Regions from separate parts of the Homo sapiens genome. Here region 1 is linked to region 2. The links are chromatin contacts, found by Hi-C in ENCODE. All regions are on one chromosome and are shown on one strand. The core of a region is the stretch at or near the end of the contact, and the rest is flanking DNA. Distances in the headings are between cores, read along the strand shown. Region 1 has its middle 58 kb from the start of ZNF519. Region 2 holds the start of ZNF519 (zinc finger protein 519).

The links. Hi-C counts contacts between places; a loop is a spot of excess contacts on that map. Pooled maps may share reads with other maps.
Region 1: a loop to region 2 is called in a pooled map, with 4 times the contacts of the local background. The contact joins the enhancer-like site here to the promoter of ZNF519 in region 2. A Hi-C loop is called at or near these places in 6 of 50 pooled maps.

The regions. Positions count from the first base shown.
Region 1 is chr18:14,187,224-14,192,958 of GRCh38, reverse strand. It overlaps the pseudogene ANKRD20A5P and the pseudogene RNU6-316P. Among named protein-coding and RNA genes, the nearest start is that of ZNF519, 58 kb to the right of the region's middle. Within about 2 kb of position 3,743, at least 4 of the 41 ENCODE cell types and tissues checked have a DNase peak (open chromatin) inside an H3K27ac peak, as active enhancers do.
Region 2 is chr18:14,128,713-14,134,304 of GRCh38, reverse strand. It overlaps ZNF519 (zinc finger protein 519), which reads left to right and starts at 1,870. Exons shown (of 3, transcript NM_145287.4): 1 at 1,870-2,030. The coding sequence starts at 2,028. RefSeq lists a silencer at 1,610-1,669 and enhancers at 1,920-2,259, 2,162-2,683.

The sequences.
Region 1 (5,735 bases), core at 2,494-4,993, 57 kb before region 2:
TTCTGTGCTCAGTAGCTATCCTCAAAAAATAATCTCTTATTTGTATGGGTGCATGCTGGTTCAGTTTTACAGTTCTTATTGCCATTTATTTATGGTACCAGAAAGGAATTGCTGAGTTCCTGGTTCTAAAGATAGTTACTTCCTTAGTGACACAAATCAATATGTAATACAGTTCGCCCTTCAACAGCAAGGGTTTCAACTGCAGCGATTCACTTATATGCTGATGTTTTTCTGCCTCTGCAACCCAGAGACAGCAAGATCCACCTCTCCTCTTCCTCCTCAGGCTAATCAACCTGAAGATCTTGAAGACCTTTGTCAGGATCTACTTATGCTTTATGAAAAGTCAATATATCATTCCTGATGATTTTCTTTCTAACAGCTTCATTTCTCTAGCTTACTTTATTGCAAGAACACAGTATATAATAATGCAGCACAAACAAAATAGGTGTCCATCAACTGTTTATGTTATCAGGAAGGCTCCCAGTCAGTGGTGGGCTATTAGTAGCTAAGGTGAAGAAATCAAAAGTTATACTCAGATTTTCAACTGCACAGGGATCAGAGTCCCTCACCCCCACATTATTCATGGGTCAACTGTAATTATTTGTTTACTAAATATAAACAATTTATTATAAAAATGAAATAGAAGATCCATTTGTATAACAAGTCCAATTTGTTATAATGTGACTATAGAGGAAACATACAACATACTAACTTAAAAATCTTTTTTCTTATTTATGCAAAAATATTATATAGGATTTTAGGGATCATAATTAAATAAAGGAATTTTTTCAGGCAATAATGTTTGAGATTATAAGTTAGCTACAACTACCTTCTTAAATAAATCTGAATTTCAAACTAAAGAAGTTAAATTTTAAAAAATAATTTACAAATGTATATACATATATGCACATTTAATTTACATATATTTTTAAACTGGTCTTTTTTTATTAACACTACCTTAATCTTACATCTTACTTTTTACTTTCTTATCAAGAGTAGGACCACCAAGAGTAATAAGAAATTCACTATCAGAAGTCTTACCTGGTTTGTCATTTTTAAGTATCATCTTTTTATGCTCCAAAATTTGTTGTTGAATTCTATGTATACAAAAGTAATAAATAAAATTGCTATTTTAATACTGAAATAAAAAATATTTACCAAACATATTAAGTTCTAAAACCATTTCAGGCAATATCAGACCTAATATCAGAATTTTAATGTCCCATACACTTCAAATTTTTAAACCTTACAAGCTTATTAAGCTTATAATTAAAGAAGAAAAAAAGTGAAGTACTCATAAATGGAGGAAGCATAGCTCAGTAAATGAACTCTAGTTAGCTGGACATCATGTAACATGTCCTGCACTCAGAATAAGTCCTCACTCTGTAACTAATCGATATTTTGTTTCCAGACAAGTTGCTTCTCTTAGGATCCATGATTTCTTCTAAAAAATAAGGATTTTGCTACCTTACTTCAGTAGGTTGTTAGGAAGATGTAATAAGATTACATGTTTAAATGTTCAGGAAATAGTAAAGCAATGAAATGATTTATTCTTGAACTTTATTGCTTGGTGTGTGTTTTTCTATAAGTTCTAATATTCAATTGTTGCAGTTTGCAGAAAATGTTATTAAGTGCTAATTTTGGTTATTAGTTGTATTCTTTGTGGCTTGTAATTCAGGGCATTTTACCTAATTCATAACTCATCTGATTAAAATAGATTACCTAATTGTCTCCCATCACTGAGCTCATCAATCACACCAAGGGCAGAAAACTAATAGGTGTCAAAACCTGGGCTTGGACAACTACCACTCTTTCTCTACCTCCTCAAACTCTGAGCCAGCAGATCTGTGCTAGGACACTGGATCTCCATGGTCCTCTCCAACTAACATACAAGACAAAACCCTGCTTTTATTGCTTTTCAGTTCCATGAAGGAAATGCAAGTTGACATTTTGTCATTTCCAAGACATGTACCGGCAACAAGTAACATCCCCTTATTACTCAGCTCTGTTCTCATTTCAGAGATCACCTTACATCAGTAGTTTCACAGTTATAATCACAATTTCAATATTGGGTGTCTTCTGTTTTGGTTTCACTCACACTGCTTCCTTGGAGCTACTCGACAAATAGTCAAATGACCTTCCCGGAACTATGCAAAATATGGAATGCTTTCTGAATTTATGTGCCATCCCTAGGCAGCAGCCATGCTTATCTGCTCTGTATTGATCCAATTTTAAAATATGTGCTGCTGAAACAAGTACAAAGCCCTGTTTGATACATGGACACTCCTGAGTCATGGATGAGGCTTAGCTCTGTTAAATCCAACTCACCTACTTTAGATTCAGAGAATTTTATTGAATGGCTTCCTGTGAGGTAGAATTTTAAAATATATTTAAAACTCCAGGAAGAGTTGTGATTAGCCCAGATTTTCATTATCATAGAGACACATTACTTGAGGGGCCAACTGCAAGTTGGTTCCCACTACTCGGTGGAAAGATAACATGGAACCTTCTGCTATCTAACCAAAGCTGCTCCACAGGATGTAAAAAAGCCTCAAGGTACAGATCTGATAGCAAAAGGGAAAGGGAACCCTAATCTTTTCCTGCAACATTATTTGAACATCCCTGACTGTTGAGAGCAATCCCAACTAATGTTGGTTAAAGAACAGACAAACACGGGTCTCAAAGGATAACTTACCATGAATGCCTAGGCTAAGTATAGCTAAGATGTGGGCTCCAAATAAGGTTTTTAGTGTAGGGTGAGGATCAACTTGCTCAATATTTGTGTGGGTAAAGCTAGGAGGCCTAGCTGCCAGATCAGGGTGCTGGCATCAGGGAACAATGACTGAGCATAAGTACATAAATTAATAAACACCATAGCTTTGAACTGTATGTATGAATCACCACAAAAACCGAGGGGTCTGAATGAGTGAAGTCATCCTGGTGGCAAAGGTCAATCATTATCAGATTGCAGGACTAGTTACAATGGCAACAATACAGGAAATGAGTCCATTGAAACAACAGAATGATCAGAATGGCCTTTTTCCCCCTTCTTCTGACTTGTAAAGAAAGATTCCCTTCCTTGGACTTAGGAAACTCCTTAGCTTCTTGGAAAATTCAAAGAAGGAAGACACAGGAGATAGCCCCAGGGGAAAATACAAGATTTTCTGCTAAATTGGACATTTCAAGACCCAATAACTAATTAGAAAAGTCAGGCCAGGCATGGTGGCTAGCACTGTGACAGGCCGAGGCAGGAGGATTACTTGAGCTCAGGAGTTCAAGAGCAGCCAGGGCAACAGAGTGAGACCTTGTTTCAAGAAAAAAAAAAAAAAAGAAAAGAAAAGAAAGGAAAAGAAGTAAAAAATGTGGCTCTTTTTATCCCATGCATGGGGATTATACTTAGGATAAAATGAACAACATTGAGATCCCTAGGGATAAAGGTCTTAAAAATCCTGAAAATATCTTGCACTCTACTTCTAACTAATCTAGATTTCTGCTTGATTTCTGGCTAAAAGGTAGACTAACTCATTGCTATTTCAAACTATCTGAACCAAACTAGGAACTCTCACCTAATGTATAAGATGGAATAGTTGCAATTATTTTAAACTTCAATTCAATATTAACTGGCCTTTTAACATAAACACTTACTTTGTCAAACGGCAAGAAATAGCGTAATCTTCTGCATCTCGTCCACACATGTCTTGAGTAAAGACATTAATACTTTGCTTAAGAAGGATGTTGACAATACCCAGTGAGTCATAGTGCACAGCAAGCATGAGGGCTGTTCTAAAATAACAAAGAAATCACTCCACTCAAGAACTTTAATAGAGACTTTTTTAAACAGCTAGTTTGATACACTTTACCAATTTAATATCCACCTGTCAGTGTAGACATAATAACATTTTGCATGTACTAGCTTGGGTCTATAAGCATCTAGGGTGCTCAAGTGTTCATCTTTGTAAATTATCACCAAGGCTGAAAGAAAAGGACAACAAGGAAGCCTCTTGTCCCACTGGGGTATGACATAATACAAGTTGCTAACTCATAGTCCTTTGATGGCCAAGAAACTGTGCTGAGGTCACTTATCTAAAGTAGGTAAAGATTTAGATGAAGATTTCGCCATTGCTTTCCTAGTCTGATATATAATTCAAATCAGCTAGGGGTCAGATAAGAGCTATCTGCAGGCTGAAAACAACAACAACAACAACAACAATAATAATAATGACAATGCTAGTAGTCATAAACTAAAAGTCCACACTTTAAAAATTAATAAAACTGGCCAGGTGCAGTGGCTCATGCCTGTAATCCCAGCACTTTGAGGAGCCAAGGAGAGCAGATCACGAGGTCAAGAGATCGAGACCATCCTGGCCAACATGGTGAAATCCCATCTCTACTAAAAATACAAAAATTAGCTGGGCATGGCGGCGTGCACCTGTAGCCCCAGCTACTTGGAAGGCTGAGGCAGGAGAATCACTTGAGCCTGAGAGGTGGAGGTTGCAGTGAGCCATCACACCACTGTACTCCAGCCTGGCAACAGAGCCAGATTGCATCTCCAAAAAAACTTAATAAAGCTAATACAAAACCCTTTAGCTAATACAAGATTACAGTACCAAAAACATCCAATTATAAATAACAAACACTCTATATTTAGGAGAAGATGAATCCTACTATATACTGTTCTTTATGTTACTCAGTCCAAATATTTGCTGATCTATCTGATTATTCATGGTGATATTTTTCACTATATGCCAATAATTACGTTAATCTTCTTATTAATATTTCTGACTTCAGTGACTGTTACCACTCTAGAATACACAGTTTTTATTTAAAAAAAAAAAGAACTACTGTACCATCTCAGCCTATCAACGGCATGTGTACTTGCTTTGTTTTTCAATAAAAATTCCACCATTTTCTCTTTCTTGCAAATTATAGCGAATAAAAGTGGGGTATTACTGTCCTATAAAACAGCAGAAAAAATTAGTAATTCAGAAAATTACATATTTCTCAACTGAACTGAAAATCTTCTCTAAGGTGCTTTGAACTTCAACATACAATATAGAAAGGAAGTAAAAGAAAAGCAGTCCCTTCCTTCTCACTCTGTGCTTTCTGATGTGCTGCTCTTTGCCTTGCAAACAATCCTCCTCTGTCTCCCCGGATTAACTGTGGTCATTGCCAAAACTCACTTTAGACATTTACCAGTCCCAAGAATCCTTGCTTTGATCACAGCACTTAGCATGGTACATTGTAATCATTTCACTGTGTCCCACTGAAACCAAGAGCTTCTTGAGGCAAGGTCTGTATCTTTTGTCTCTATACCCCCAAAACCCTAAGACATAGTAGCAAACATTTTAAGTTTTTTACATAAATTAATGATCTAAATTATTCTCACTAAAGCAGTGTTTCTTAAACTATATTCCAAAGAATATTTGCTTTACCAGAAGTATTATACCCCAAGAGAAGGACTCCATGACCATCTGCATTTGAGAAGTATTATAAAACTGTATGTTATGTCCAATAATCAAGAAATCTCTTGAATTGTACCTAATCCCCATTTGACAATACTATTTGTGGCAAACATTAACATTTGAGGAATTAAGAGTTTTAGGGGTACAGTTGCCAGAGCTTCCCAATGCAGGTGGAGGTTTCTTCTGGGTGGCACAAACTTGCTTGATTCACTTCTATCAATGGTGTCAGGATCCCAGATGTCAATGTCAGGCACTCCTGCTCCAAATGGGTCA
Region 2 (5,592 bases), core at 621-3,120:
AACAGAATAATAGCAATGTTTGGTATTGTTTTGTTTGAAAGTGAGGCATTTAGTGTCAGACATCATGAGATGGGTATTAATATTCCAAGGTATTTATTCACATCCTGACTCTTGGGGGTCCCCCTCGATCTTTCATTTTTACCTCAATTGAGTAAGTAGCATGGTTGTAGTTTTGGGGAATGCAATTTTTTACAGCAAAGTCCTTCCTCCACGATAGTACTCACCACGGCCAGGACACTTAGCACAGGGCCCTGTACGTAGTGTGCACTCAGTGTGTGTGGAACTGGTGTGAATCAGAAACAAAACAAGTAGCAGAGGTCAGTTCTGCAAAGGATAGAAAGTAAGTAATCAAGACTGAAAGGCCGCAACTCAGCAGCAAACACTTCTATGTTAATTTGAGAAATAATTTCAACTGGCTCTCCAAAAGATGTTGGTTTAAAGCAGTAACATGGGAGTTGAGCTGTGTGCTATAATCACCCGAGAGCTTTAAATCACACTGTTGCCTAGGTCTCACTCCAGAGATTGACTTAATTACCCCATTGCAACTTGGGTTTGAAGACTTTAAACACTCCTCTACAAGGTTATTGAAATATGCAGCCAAGGGTGAGAAGCATTGATTCAGGGTGAGGAATACATTGGCTGTATGTGATTTTTATGTGTGCTTTAGGGATTTGCCCCATAGCTGCTCCTGAATGTGGGGTCTTAGAAAACATCTTTACCCTTCAAAGCATATTCTGCTGATTGGCTAAATTGCAGCAGGAAAAAATATCAGCAGCTCTGTCTTTATGTCACTTGCCTTCAAAGCAAAAGATTTTTCAGGCACAGTAATTTGATTTAGTCTGTGTTAAAAATCATAAATAGCCTAGAAATACAAAAAAAAAGAGGTGTTCAGGCCTTCACCTCCCTGAGATCGGAGCATCAGAGCCCTCATGGCTGCTGGTTTGAAGTAAAATGTGCTGCAAACATAAAATACACAGCGAGTTTAAAAGATTTAGATCCAAAATATTTATAATTATTTGTTGACCACACATGAAAAATAATATTTTGGGTATAATGGCTTAAAGAGTATTACAAACAATTTCACTTGTTTCTTTTTATTATTCCTATTATTTCTGAGATGGAGTCTTGCTCTGTCACCCAGGCTGCAGTGCAGTGGCACAAACTCAGCTCACTGCAACCTCCACCTCCTGGGTTCAAGCGATTCTCCTGCCTCAGCCTCCCAAGCAGCTGGGATTACAGGCGCCCGCCACCATGCCCGGCTAATTTTTGTATTTTTAGTAGACAGGGCTTCATTATGTTGGCCAGAGTGGTCTCGAACTTCTGACCTCTGGCCTCTCAGAGTGCTGGGATTACAGGCGTGAGCCACCATGTCAGGACTCTTTTTATTACTATTTTTGATCTGGCTAATAAGACATTTAAAATTCACAATAGCTAACGTTTTATTTTTTAGAGGATTGCTTCTCTCTTAAAATCTTAGGTGTCCCACTCCAAAGACCGGCGGCCAGAAAGGTTATGAAATCTGAAATATTAAATAATTGTCATTATATTGCTTCCATTTGTGAACAACGTGTGTGTGTGTTTTATAAACGAACATAACCTTCATAACGTTATACACCACAATGCTAAAAAAATGACCCCTGGGCAGAGCCAGGCGCAGCACAGACAGAAAGCCCTGCCTGAAAGTGACTGGAGCCAAGAGCCTGTCACTCTCGGCTCATTCCGTGCAGTGTATGGTAGCATCTTCTGACACGCAAGGCCTGAGGTCGCGGTGCCTGCACTACTATCCAATCAGGGCTCTGGGGTGGGAACTGTCCAATCAGGCGCGCAGCCAGGGAGGAAGGGGCGGCTTCCGGAATCTGGCGCGGCCTTTGTCTCACTTCAGCCAGAGCGCGGGGTTAGGGCTTCATTGCCTTGTGTCCTCTGCTCCGGGAGACTTCGGTGATTCTGCCACTCACTCCGTCGCTCTGTGACCTGCTGGCATTGAATGATTTATAGCTAAGACTCCAGGACACCCCTGAAGCCGAGAAATGGTGAGTGTGGGGGGCAGGGCGTACCGAGACTGGGGAGGGGGCTCCTTGGAACCGGCTGGACATGGCGGTGACGGGACCTAGTCTGCGAGTCGAGTCTGCAGCTCAGCCCTCAGTCCCCTCCGGTGCAGGGACTCCGGGCGTCCTGTCCTGTCCCTGCACGGCGGCTTTGGCCCCAGCCTGTAGCCCTCTTTGCGCAGCTCTGCGCCCGCAGCCCTGCATCTTCCCCAGGTTGTGAGGTGATGAGGCGAAAGTCATCGGAAAGACGCCGACTCGGTGTGCAGGGTTCCTGCGTGGAAGGAGCTGTGGTCCGTGGGGTCCCCCGTCCCTACCTTACCCTGTTCGGAATTAGACTGAGGCGCCATTAAAACATAGACAGCTTATATGAGTAAACAGTGATTAATTAATGGGACAGCGCTCAGCAATGGTTTGTGGTTGGGGGGCTACTAGAAGGTCTTGAAAGAAAGGCTTGTATAAGGTGTGTGAGGAAGCAAAGACAATTAAATAATTGGGTACAGTTATGTAGTCGCTTTATTTGGAGTGTCTGGGTGGAAATTTCCTGGTTATGTAATCAGGGATTAATTGGAGGTTTGTAGTTGTTTAAGCTTGAATTTCGTTTCCTCCTAAGGTAGTAACTTAGAAAAAAATGCATTTGAGTTAGATTTCTTTTTTTACATAGAGGCCTAGACCACTAGAGCCACTTCAGTCTAAATGACTGCTATGTAATTATTTTAACTTTAATCAAAGACACTGGTTTTCGCCTGCATTTTCCAAATGTGTGGCAAGCAGGGTCTCACATCCACTACTCTGTTCTGCCAGCCTAACCTGGCTTGAAGTAAAATCTTAAATTTCCGGTTTCTTGCTGACATTCCCCAAAGCCAACTTCTACGCTCCCATACATTATCAACTGTTTTTGTCCTTTATTGCACATTTCAGAAACAGTATTTGAATTAATCACTTTTTCACAGAGCAGTGGATGGCAATTTGTAAAATACTTATTTTCTACTTACAAATATTTCACATGAGAAAAAAGCAGAAAATAATCCCCTGGCACTCAACTGTAAAAAATCTTTCTGCTGTTTCTCCTTGTATCCTCCCTTAGCACAAACGCCCTTATTAGGCCATCTTGGGATTGAGGTTTTCGTTGGGAAACTTTATGGGGCAATGTTTCCTTAGCCACATTCGGGCCTTTTTCTAGTCCTGAGTTTTAGAACTGTCTTGAGATGGCCCAAGATACAAACCAGAGCCATGTATTTTGGGAGTTCTGGTGAATAGCAGCCCTTTGGTAATCTTCCAGAGGACACACTGAGGGATGGGAGTGCAGCTTCTCAAAGGAGCAGCTGAATGCCCTGGGGGTGAGAGAAATATCCAGGCTTACCCTTCCTGTAAAAAAAGAATCCCTTGGGATTTTTAAGATTTTTTTTTTTTTTCCCCCAACCCCAGTTTTCATTCCATGGAAACACATTGCTTGTCAGCCAATCAGATGCTGGTATTCAGAGAAAAAGATAGACTATTCCTGTCTTCTGAATTGTCTTATATTTGCGAAGGGAGAGAAACTAACCTGAAGGACAAGAAAAACCCACCCCAGGGAGGCAGTGCAAGAACCTGCAAAGCAAAAAGCACAGTGGGGCACAGTGCAGTGTCTCCTGGGAGGGTGGGCATTGAGCACTTCAGTGAGGAGTATGGGGGTGATAGAAAGTCCCAAGGGATAAGGTGGCCTGATTTGACACTTGAGTCATATGTCCCTGTTCCAGAAAGCACTGCCACTCCCTGAGTTTGTCCCCCTGTATAGATTTGCTCACTTATTTCAACTTCGGTTTTTTTAATTAACTGTAAATTGGATCTCAAAGGATAGGCAGAAAAGGGCTTTTAAAAAAAGTTGGAAAGAGCAAATAAGATTAGAAGGAAGGTGAGAGAGGGTGGGCAGAATGAAGTGTGGCAAAATCAGATTCTAAATCAGAGAGCGTTCAACCCTGAAGTCAGCTTTTTCTTAGGAGGTTAATAAAGAGAGATTGAATGTTGAATCAGGCTGAGAATAGGTCAAAGTTCAGGGATCTGAACAAATAGGCTTTTTTTTTTTTTTGACCATCGGAGATGAAATTGTTCAGCCAATTGTATATGAGAAAAAAATGGAAATGTGTGGTCCATGTCTGACTCTGTGATAGGTTTAGAAAAAAAGAAGAGAGAGTATTATTGAAGTCACAATGGGAAGGGTGTCTCTTTTCGTTAAGCTGATTTCGGAGAACAAAAAGCATGAGGAATTTTTTGTCACAGCTATTTAGCAGAATTACCTACCTGCCCCAGCTTTCACCACCACTTTTTCTTGCCCTATGCATCTCTTCCATGTGGCTGTTCCTGAGCTGTATCTTCAATAATAAACTGGTATATGTAAGTACAGTGCTTTGCTGAGTTCTGTGAATAGTTCTATCAAATTATTGAGCTTGAGGAGGGGAATGTGGAAGCCCTTGATTTGTAGGAAGTAGTTGAGAAATAAAGATGGGTATCCGGAGGCATGTGACTGGCATCGGCAGTGAGGACAGTGTTATGGGACTTAGCCTGAACTTGTGGGATCTATGCTGACTCTGGGCGGTGTTGGAATTGAGGTGTTGGACAGCTAGTTGGTGTTGGATAATTGGTTGGTGTTCAGCAAACTCCTTACGTTTTGTGTCAGAAGAAAGACATCACTGGGGCCTGGTCTATAAGGAGACTCCAGGTGTCTGAGGGAAGTGAGGCTTTGTTCTGCACACAGGCTTGTCGTCACCCTGTGCGTTGTCCTGTAATTCCAGGTCTCCTCCTACTGTGAGATGGAACGAGAGCTTAGAGTGAAGGAGCTCTGAGAACCTATTCCCTCCCCTGACCCTGCTGCCAGCCCCTACATGCTTCTAACCCACTCCTGAACATACCCACTAAAAATTGATCTGGCTACACTCCTCCCACGACAAAGTTTTACCCTCAGGAATTGTGCTCACAACAGCTTTCCTCCTAGAGTTTTCTGCCAAGAACATACACAGGTGCCTAGAAGACTCCTGGCTTATCTCAACTGTAGACACTGAATCTCTATCGGGAACCTGTTTTTTTCACCAACCCAGGTTTCTTGGACTACCTGATCATAATCTCTTCTGATTGTATGAACACAGGAATAAGTCAGAACATAGCGCTGCCTGAGCCTGTATCTGTAGCACAAACCAGTTCCTTAACCAATTCTGCCCTGCATCCCCACCCATAGTTCTTGATAGCATCTTTCTCTTTTCTGCTTTTTTCTTCCCCACAAATCCTCTTTCATGTGTACACAGTGTGCCCAAGGCCATCCCTCCAGTGCCTGAATCCAGTGCCTACTAGAAGTCAGATGTTAATGAGTTCAAGACCAAGCCTTTAGACCCGGCTGTTGTAGGAGCAAATACAAATTAGAAAGAAAAGGCTTAATGCTTTCTCTTTAAAATGAGGGAAGAATTTTTGCTCTTCTTTTCTTAAAGCATTTAGTTTGAAAACCTTTCTCTACTTCTTTGAAATATATGTAAATCATTTTTATCAGTTAAATAGGTCATTTGGTTTTGTGTGTGTGTGT